2 separate regions of the Homo sapiens genome follow, and region 1 is linked to region 2. Evidence: read pairs that join two places in POLR2A ChIA-PET (ENCODE). Cell type or tissue: OCI-LY7. All regions are shown on one strand.

Evidence for each region. ChIA-PET counts read pairs that join two places held together with the same protein. Peaks named below come from ENCODE experiments on the same cell type or tissue, not always from the same donor. Only the 100,000 strongest peaks of a DNase experiment are listed, where the experiment ranks them.
Region 1: POLR2A ChIA-PET joins it to region 2 with 42 read pairs; 2 of 35 experiments call an interaction of 5 or more read pairs at or near these places.

Annotation. Positions count from the first base shown.
Region 1 is chr1:157,560,411-157,565,410 of GRCh38, forward strand. No RefSeq gene overlaps it. Among named protein-coding and RNA genes, the nearest start is that of FCRL5, 10 kb to the left of the region's middle. RefSeq lists an enhancer at 2,119-2,318. In OCI-LY7, no CTCF peak of the experiment used is centred here; DNase peaks (open chromatin) are centred at 1,281 and 2,191; H3K4me3 peaks cover 1,853 bases; H3K27ac peaks cover 3,239 bases.
Region 2 is chr1:157,508,959-157,513,958 of GRCh38, forward strand. FCRL5 (Fc receptor like 5) reads right to left here. Exons shown (of 17, transcript NM_031281.3): 17 at 4,419-5,000. Among named protein-coding and RNA genes, the nearest start is that of FCRL5, 41 kb to the right of the region's middle. In OCI-LY7, no CTCF peak of the experiment used is centred here; DNase peaks (open chromatin) are centred at 1,943, 2,703, 3,323, 3,653 and 1 weaker place; H3K4me3 peaks cover 3,856 bases; H3K27ac peaks cover 4,773 bases.

The DNA of each region.
Region 1 (5,000 bases), 51 kb after region 2:
TAAAGTGCCACAGTCATGGAGTTCTTGCATGTTAGAAAGTATGTTTTTGCTTTATTCCTGAAATATATCTGGATTTAAAATTCTTGGGTTAATCTTTCTTCTCTTGAGGGTCTTTAAACATTAGACTATTGTCTTCTAGTTTTGAACGCAGCTACGAGTTTGAAGACAGCTTTTTCCCCTCCTCCACATAACTTGATTTTTTTCTGGTTGTCCACCAAATTCTTCAATTTTTTTTTTTTTTTGAGATGGAGCCTCTTTTTGTCACCCAGGCTGGAGTGCAGTGGCACCATCTCAGCTCACTGCAACCTCTACCTCCCAGGTTCAAGTGATTTTCCTGCTTCAGCCTGCCGAGTAGCTGGGATTGCACGCATGTGCCACCATGCTCAGCTGATTTTGTATTTTTAGTAGAGACGGGGATTTGCCATGTTGGCCAGGCTGGTCTTCAGCTCACGACTTTAGGTGATCTATCCACCTTGGCCTCCCAAAGTCCACCAAATTCTGTTTTAAAAAATCTCTGAAGTATAGTAACTTTATCCAAATATGTCATGTTGCTAATTCTGTATCAGTTTTCTGGATGCTTTCTTCTATTATATCTTTAAATATTTTTCATTTGCATTTATTCTGTTGGCTTCAGAATACCACTTATGGGAATATTGGATATCTTTTATCTGTCACTCATATCAATTATTTTCTCTGTCATAATTTAAACCTTTGTTCTTTCCTATTTTATTTTGTTTAGTTTTATCAAATCCATCTTTCATTACTATATTTTCAGCAATTTTTATTCATTTTTTGTTTTCTGATTTTAATATGGCTGATTTTCCTCTTCTGTTTTTTGAGCTTTGTTAATTTACCCTCAATATTCTTCTGTTTCTGCTACATTTTTTCAAGCCCAAAGTGTCATTATATGAAAAAAAGACTTTATTTTTAAAATTTCTCTGATGTCATGGAGAAGAGGTTGTCTGATTTTTTTTGGATGGCTGGGTGGCGTTGTGCTTCTTCTGCCTATACTGTTTTACTGCCTATGCTTTTTCATTCTGTCTACATGCCTGAATCCCATGCTAGTGACAGTCTGATTATGGCTTATCTCTCAACAAGGGCCACACTTTCCCAACTCTCTATTGACTGAAGAGCAGATTGTGGGACAAGCTGGGGTGTGAGCTGAGGCAGCAGACAGCTCAGACATAGGTATTTTGCTTCAGAGCATTTCCTCGCCATCTCTGCCATGTTTTCTTTCTTGAGAATCAAGAGGTGGTCCACCTGGCTTAGCATGACATCCTGTAGTTCACAGATTTTTTCCATGTGGTGATTTAGCATGTACTTCTCTTCAGGGAATAATGTTCACACCTGCAGAGCCAGTACTGTGTACCATCTCTCCTCACATCTGCAAAGTGCCTTATTCTGATCGGATGTCCCTGCTTTTTTGAGTGTTCTGTGGGACTTGAGGATGCTCCTACAGTCTCCATACTCCCAACACCTTGTCTTCTGAGTATGGGTTTACTGGTTTGGAGCTTCAGGACTTTGCCCCTTACTGTTGGAAAACTTGGAGCTTTTCCCGTAGATGTGTATTGGAGCCTGCGTTTCCTGCCACCTCATTTCTTCCCTTGGTTTGGTTTGAATTTCAATTTCACTGTGATTAGAAGCTGCTCTCCAGCATTTATAAGTTGAGGAATGTGGGTTTTCAAAAGTTTCACTGAAGATGGAGTTTCTTTTTTTGTTTGTTTGTTTTTTGTTTGTTTTTTGGTCATTTGTGGTTGGTTTCAGTAAGTAAAATGTGGTAGATATGCCTTTTTCTCAACTGAAGGAGATCCTTACCCTTATCTCAATAATGGTTGCCATATATTGGATGGTTACTGTAACACAGCATCACACCAGATACTTTGTAAATATTACCTTATTTAACCTTTGAATCAACAGGGAAAAAACACAGAAAATATTCTTTCAGGCAGGTATTTTTATCGTCATTTTATAGATGGGAAAAACTGAAGTTCAAAGAAATTGCATACTTTACTTTCAAGCATCTTGTAAGCCAAAAGGCACAATTAGTGGTAGACAGCTGTCTGAGCATGAGCCTAAAAAATTCAATAAAGAGCTTCAACAGTCACAGGTATCTGAACAGGAATCTAGATGCAAGATCTTCCTTCAGCCAGCTGTAGCAGCAGCAGGGGCCATGGTTTAATGGTTACCTCTCAAGAGCAATTACTAGGAGCCTATTTTGGTGACAGGAAATGGAAACTTAGAGTTCTGAAGTTTATAAATAAGCACTGTACTATTTACAACACAGAAAGATAAAAATTAAAGGTTCTTGGAGGGCGTATTTAAACAGGCAGTGTGGAATTAACCACAGTAATCTCATGATCACTGAGTGGGCTTGGAGTAGCTCTCGGGCTCTGTCAGTCAGTTTGGAGAGTGGGCAGAGCCTCTCAGGAGCTCCTGGAGGGATGAGCAGAATTTTGTATGCTGACAAGCAGGATGCTGTGGCCACAAAGTGTACTATGGTAAAGGGGGAGAGAGAGTTGATACAGATGAAGAGAAAGTGTTGGCAGTGAAAACAAATCTGGGCAAAAAGAAGCTTTAATTTCTTAAATGTTAATATTGGATTTTCCTGAGGGAAAGTCTTACAGGCAATGTTCTGTCACGATGGAGAGGTGAAGGAGCACGGGCATTGTTACCAGAAAAACTCAGGGCTCTGCCACTCACCAGCTAGGTGACCCTGAGAAAATTATTAAACTCGAGCTTAAGTGTCTTCATCCTAAAAATGGGGACCACGATGCCCACCTCACTAGGATGGTGTGAAAAATCACAGGAGATAACTCAATATATTCAAAACCTTTGTCTGCATGACACCAAAATCTCTTGCTTTTTCAAAGTTCTATTCACTTTCTGCACTTCAGCCTTTCTACCAGTTGTCTTTACTTGTGGTAATGCATGCTTATTAAAAATCCCTGGGTGACTGCCTATGTATTTAACAGCTCTATTGATGTACAATATTTAATGATAGTATTCACTCGTTTTATCACCATCATCTAATTTTAGAACATTTTCACTACCTCAGAAAGAAACCTGGCATCCATTTGCAGTCACTCTCAATTCCCACCAACAACCCAGGCAACTAACTGATTACCACCATTTGACTTTCTTTCTCTATAAAGTTGCCTATTTTGAACACAGAAATGAATTCATATAATTTGTTCCCTTTTGTATCTGGCTTCTTTCAATGAGTATAATGTTTCTGAGGCTCATCCATATAATAGCATACATCACTACTTTGTGAATTTGTATTTTGCAGTTTAAATCTTCTAGAGCAGTATAATCAGGTTTAGTAAGAATCTATTGGAGGGCAGGCACAGTGGCTCATGCCTGTAATCCCAGCACTTTGGGAGGTATAGGCAGGAGGATCGTCTGAGCCCAGGAATTTGAGATGAGCCTGGGCGATATAGTGAGACCCTGTCTCTACAAAAGATACAAAAACTAGCCAGGCATGGAGGTGCCTGCCTGTAGTCCCAGCTAATTGGGAAGCTGAGGCAGAAGGATTGCTTGAGCCTGGGAGGTTGAGGCTGCAGGGAGCTGAGATTGTACCACAGTACTCCAGCCTGAGCAACAGAGGGAAATCCTATCTCAAAAAGGGGAAGAAGAAAAAAGAATCTACTGGAATATTTCACAATTTTCTGAGTGTACTACCTATACCAACCTGAGTGTGTTAAATAAGGGCAACAGCTAGAGATGAGGAAAGAAAATGTCTCGATGTCCACCATAAGCAGCTGCTCAGACTTCCTGGGCATGCCACTCATGCTTTTGGGTTACATTGCATTCTTGCTGCTAATTTTGCAACTATATTCAAAAGGAATATTTGGTCAGATTAAATTGGCCCCTTGACTTTGTCCCTGAATGCTGGCCATCCTCTTTTTGTGTGCTGTGGCTTTGCTTACTTGAACAGGGTTCTAGGAACAAAAGCTCTGCAGCCTTCAAACTCTTTGCTAGTTCTCCAGTATGTGCCCATTCCCACACCTAAATCAACCCGTGGATACTTCCTGTTATTTTGTTTGTATTGACTTTTTTCTTCCTTTTTAATAGCTACCTGCTAATATTTAGGAAAAAGAATAATTGAAACAGGGAGGTATCATTAGATTTGTTAAGCAAATCTCCTCCCATCTTAGGATACATGCTGGGCCTGCCAAGGTGACTCTCATCTAAAATCTCTGCACAAAGACTCTTCTCTTCTTTGTGGCTCTTCTCCCACTCAGCTGTCTCAATACAGCATTGGCCTTGTTTATTCAGACGCTGATCCTTGGCAATGGAGAAAGCTTGTTATATGGAAAGAACATAGGTTTTGGGCTGGGCATGTTGGCCCATGCCTGTAATCCTAGCACTTTGGGAGGTTGAGGTGGGTGGATTGCCTGAGCCCAGGAGTTCAAGATCAGCCTGGGCAATATGGCAAAAACCCATCCCTACAAAAAGTAAAAAAATAAAAAATTAGCCAGGTGTGGTGGCATGTGCCTGTAGTTCCAGCTACTTGGGAGGCTGAGCTGGGAGGATCTCTTGAGCTCAGGAAGTGGAAGTTGCAGTGAGCCGATATTGTGCCACTGCACTCCAGCCTGGGTGACAGAGTGAGACCCCGTCTCAAAAATAAATACATAAATAATAAATACGAGTATAGGTTTTGGAATTGGACAGACGTGAAACTGAATCTTAGCTCTGTCACTGTCTGTGTGACTGGGAAAATTTTTGCAAAATTCTGACCCCAGTTTTTTCGTTTATAAAGCAGGTGTTGGTTATACTTGCCTTATAGTTGTCGTCAGGATTAAATGAGATGTTTGTAAAGTATATTACAAGCACATAGCAGAAGCTGCATAAATAGCAGTTATAAAGTGTATCAGCCTACCACCCTGAACTCTTGCCTTAGTTCTTCTTTCCAGTCACACAATTACTATTTCATCAAGGCTGTTCTTAGTCCAGGGCTTTCAGGCTCAGTAGCCTCCTAAGCCCAGCACAGTCATGGT
Region 2 (5,000 bases):
TTTATTTGCCTTGTTTACCAGTGTATTCCAAGTACTTAGTACAGCAAGCACCTGGCTCAGTTGTAGGTACAGAATATGAATACATATGAATAAGAATTCTCAGTTGTAGGCAAAACTGAGGATGTGCATAGTGGCAAGGTGGGTCTTCTTGATGACTTCTCAACAATTCTCAGTTGTAGGCACTGAATATGAATTCATACTAAATAAGAACACATACTCAGTGAAGGAATTTGCAAATGATAGTGAGGAGCGTGGAGGAGCTCCCACACTGCCTTGCCCCACAGTTTAGCTATTGAAGGTGACATCTGAAGGAGGCAGTTTGGCTAATAAGTACAGGGGGCAGACTCTCCTTAAGGGTAAGAGTGACAGGGAGGTCACTTTCAGAGTGCAAGAAGGGTGACAGGAAACATGAGCATGAGCAGGGCCTGAGGGTCTCAAGGGCCCCTTCTAGCTCTAACCTTCAGTGATTTCAGGCCAGGTGAGGTGCTGAGCTCCCTGGCCCCAGAAGCATTCCAGCATAGGCTGGCTGATGTCTCAGCAGGGATGCTGTGGAGGGGCCCAAGCATGAGAAAAGTACAAGAAGTGGATGCCCTCAAGGCCTTCTCTAGTAATAAGACTTGAAAATTAAACAACTCACCCCTCCCTGACCACTCTCACACCCCAAAGCCTGAGGCCTGGAGTCCCTGGGCCAGCTGGGGAGGGTCCTCCTGAGCTATTGCCTCACCCTCCCTACGCCCCTGTTACCCCATGGTTATGGCCACAGCACCTCCTCCTTCTTCCCTTCCCACGCAGAGCTCATTCTATTTTTGGTGAGGCCAGGTGACAGTGACCCTGACAAAGAGCACTGCTTGGTCAGATGGAAGGAAGGCAAGTGAGGGGCACCTGCCTCTAAGCCTTATTCTCCCATGTCTTCCCCCAGCTCTCCTCCATCCACCAACATGGCCACAAGGCCGCCTCTGGACCAGATCTATCCATCGGGTTTGCTCTGTGGTGCCCCACTTGGAGACACAGGTGGACATGGTGTTCAGAGGTGTGGGACAAACACATAAGATGGACGAGAGCAATGGTGGAGAGATGGGAAGGGAGGCTGAGGCCGGGCGTGGAGGACACGTCCCTGAGGCACCCAGCAGCCTGAACACTCTCATTTTGTCTCTTTTCATCAGAGTCCTTAATCTCTTAAACTGCCTGATGCCAAGAAATGTAGAGCTGCAGGATATGCTGGGCCCCACCCACGAAATTTGTATTTATTCACAGCCTTCTTATAAGCAAATATGTTCTTTTGTCAATAAGCCACCCGGAAGAGTGTCTCTGGGGACATCACCCCTTTGCTTTTATTTCTCTGGAAAATAATTAAAGAACATTCACATCAGAAAGATTTTATGAATTTATGTAATCCCTGAAATGTTGAGTTTATGCATTCCCACACCTCCCATCTAATTATCCCATTCCCCTCACATTAAAAAGAAGACCAGATTATTTTCCATCATTTTCTTCTGAAGTATGCTTTTTGTTTTTTGTTTTTTGAGACGGAGTCTCGCCCTGTCACCCAGGCTGGAGTGCAGTGGCGCAATCTCAGCTCACTGCAAGCTCTGCCTCTGGGTTCACGGCATTCTCCTGCCTCAGCCTCCCGAGTATCTGGGACTACAGGCGCCCGCCACCACGCCTGGCTAAGTTTTTATATTTTTAGTAGAGATGGGGTTTCACCGTGTTAGCCAGGATGGTCTCGATATCCTGACCTCATGATCCACCCGCCTCGGCCTCCCAAAGTGCTGGGATTGCAGGCGTGAGCCACCGCGCCTGGCCCTGAAGTATGTTTTTGCAATTCAGCAGCTGCTCCACTGTAATGATGGGGGAGGGACCAAGAAAGGCAAACAGAAAGCAATGCAAACTTGGTAACAAACACAGGCACCTCCCCACCTGCTTCCGTGAACATCTGCATAGCGTTCTCAAACCTTACCTCCTTCCATATGTAATTCAGTCAAGCAGCTGTTATTTCTTTTCCAGTTTTATAGATGAGGTAACCAGAGCTCAGAGAGGTTAAACAGCAACGGGTAGTGGCCTGTACAGGAGCCAGGCCTTCCGGCTCCAAGTCTCGTGTGCTCTCTTCCTGCTTCACAAATGCCTCTCCCCAAATAGGACTCTGTGGCCCACGATACTCACTGAGGACATTTGGTGAAGTGACTAAGCATGGACTCCAGGGATGCACAGTTCTAGCTCTGACTTACTATTGTGTGGTCTTAGTCTAAACTAATTTCTTTAAGTCTCAGTTACCTCATCTGTAAAATAGGGATGTGGCAGGCCAATTCTCCCTGATAGTCACACAGACAGGCCTGCATGACAGTCACACAGACAGGCCTGCATAGCACCCCAGCTACACAGACAAATTTCCACAGCACTGCCTTAACATTGAGCAAATAGTTAAACCTAGAGAAATCGGTGCCCAGACATCAAAGCTGGAAATGAAACATATGGTCAGTAGGAGCCTTGCATGGGCTTCTCCCTAACCTGGAGCAAGCCAAAATAATAGAGACAGTCATAGATTCCTAGTGCCAGGACCTGTCTCTGGTCAATGAAATCTGAGACGAGTCAAGGTAACAGAGGCAGCTGTTTGAATAGATTCATTGGAGAGTCTAAGACAGCTCTCCGGACCAAGCCATAAAGGAGATAAGAGAGAAATAATCACTCCAGTACCACAGTAGACAGGCCTTGAAGGTATTGGAGGCCTTTTAATTGGACTTAGCAAGCTTTTTTTTTGCCTCTGACCTTCTAGTTGAAACAAAATTAGTTACCAATAGACTTAGGTGAATGCTATACTGCACAGAGGCACATAATCCCAACCTATATAAGCACTGAGAAAACTGTAACACTTTGAGTTGGACTGATAGAATTATCTCTGACCTTCTCACTGTATCTGGTTACAGCAATAAGTTCCCTTCTTTCCTAGTTTGTCTGCTTCTCATTATTGGGCCTTGAGAAAACACAGCTGAACTCAGCTTGGTTCCAGGAACAGGGACAGTAATGAATAAGTATTGCATAGGCCTGTTATGCACCCTAAATAAGATAATTTATGCAAAAAGCTTAGCATAAGGTATGACACATTAATTCCTAATAAGTAGTAGTTATTCTTATGGCAAGCTCTCTGTTGAGTGGGCAGTATTAATCAGAGGAGATTGGAAGAGGGCAAAGACAATAAAGTTGGTTAGTTGAGGTAAAATTAGGAGACATGAAACAGGTCAGCTAGATGTCAAAGAGACAGGTGGACTTTGAGAAGTGACAAAAGACAAAACAAAAAGAGGAAGTGGGCATAATCTTAGAATATTTCTTTTAACCACAAATGTGAGGGAAGCCGGGCCTCTCTTCTCTTTGAGGAGACCCTAAAAGTAACAGCTCAGAGATCTGAACCAACTGAGAAACAATCCCCAAAAATGTGTGCAGCCAAGAGACCACCTTTGTGATTGTGATGATTAAGTTTATGTGTCAACTTGACTGGGCCACAGAGTGTCCAGACATTTGGTCAAACATGATTCTGAGTGTTTTGTGAGGGTCTCTCTGGGTGAGATGAACATGTGAATAATTAGACTAAATAGAGCAGATTGCCCTGCCTAATGTGGGTGGGGACCATCCAGTCTGTTGAAGGCCTGAATAAAACAAAAGGGCTGATTCTTCTTCTAGTAAGGGGGAACTCTTCCTGCCTTGGGCTGGGACATTAGTTTTTCAGCCTTCAGACTCAAACTGAAAAATGGCTCTTCTTGGGTCTTGAGCTTGCTGGCATTTGGACTGAAAGAAACTGTACTATTGGCTCTCCAGCTTGCTGACTGCAGATCTTAGGATATGTCAACCTCTACAGTCACAAGAGCCATACTGCTCTCCTAATATGTGGGGCTGTCCCCTCAAAGAAACATTCTGCCTCTGTGGAGCCTCCTGAGACCACTGCTGGGCAGTTGAGATTTTGTCCCTCAAGAACTCGAGTCCACTCCAGGCCACACTATACTCGAGGCTGAGGTTTGCTCTTTGTTTGCCCATTCTAAATTATAGATAGACCCGTTTCACTGGGTCTGTCCTATCCCAGGCTAAAGCATGGGGGAATTTCTTCACTTTCTCCTTCCTCTTCACTCAAGACCAGCACAAGGTTGCAAACTAGAAAAATGTATCTGTTCTAAAGACGGAAGCCTTCCCTCTCATGGAAGTCCAGCCTCGAGAGCAGACGCTTAGCCTGCCCATTTGGTTCTCGCACCCTTGTTAATCATTGTGTTTGTCAGTGTTCTCTAGAGAAACAGAACCAACAGGATGTGTGTGCTTGTGTGTGTGTGGTTTTTTTGTGTGTACTCACATGCACCCATGAGGTAAGCACACAGATATACACCTATCTGTGTACACAAATGCATATACATTTATACACACACATACACATGCACACATACAGAAAGATTGGTTTATTAGAATGAATTAGCTCTTGTGACTGTAGAGGCTGACATATCTCAAGATCTGCAGTCAGCAAGCTGGAGATCCAGGAGATCCAATAGCATAGTTTCTTTCAGTCCATATGCCAGCAAGCTCAAGACCCAAGAAGAGCCATTTTTCAGTTTGCGTCTGAAAGCAGAAAAACTTATGTCCCAGCCCAAAGCAGGAGTTCCCCCTTACTTGAGGAAGAATAAGCCCTTTTGTTACATTCAGGCCTTCAACAGACTGGACGGGGTCCACCCACATTAGGGTGGAGTTTGTTCTGCCACTGTGCAGTTATCATTCTGGGATGGGGGTACCTTACTCTCCCAATGAGAAATTCTAAATTTCCTCTTTTGAGCCTGGTGCCTCCACCTTCTCAGAACTGCATAGGGCGTGAGCTTTGTTGGTGATGTGACCTCCAGAACAGACTGTGAGCAGATTTTTTTCTTTAATCCTGAGCCTATGCTTGCTGCTGTCCTTCTTGACTTTCAACTAGGCCTAAAAAAGCGGCCTCGGTGGGAATGCATTTCTCTTGCTCCACGTCTATTTTAGTTGCA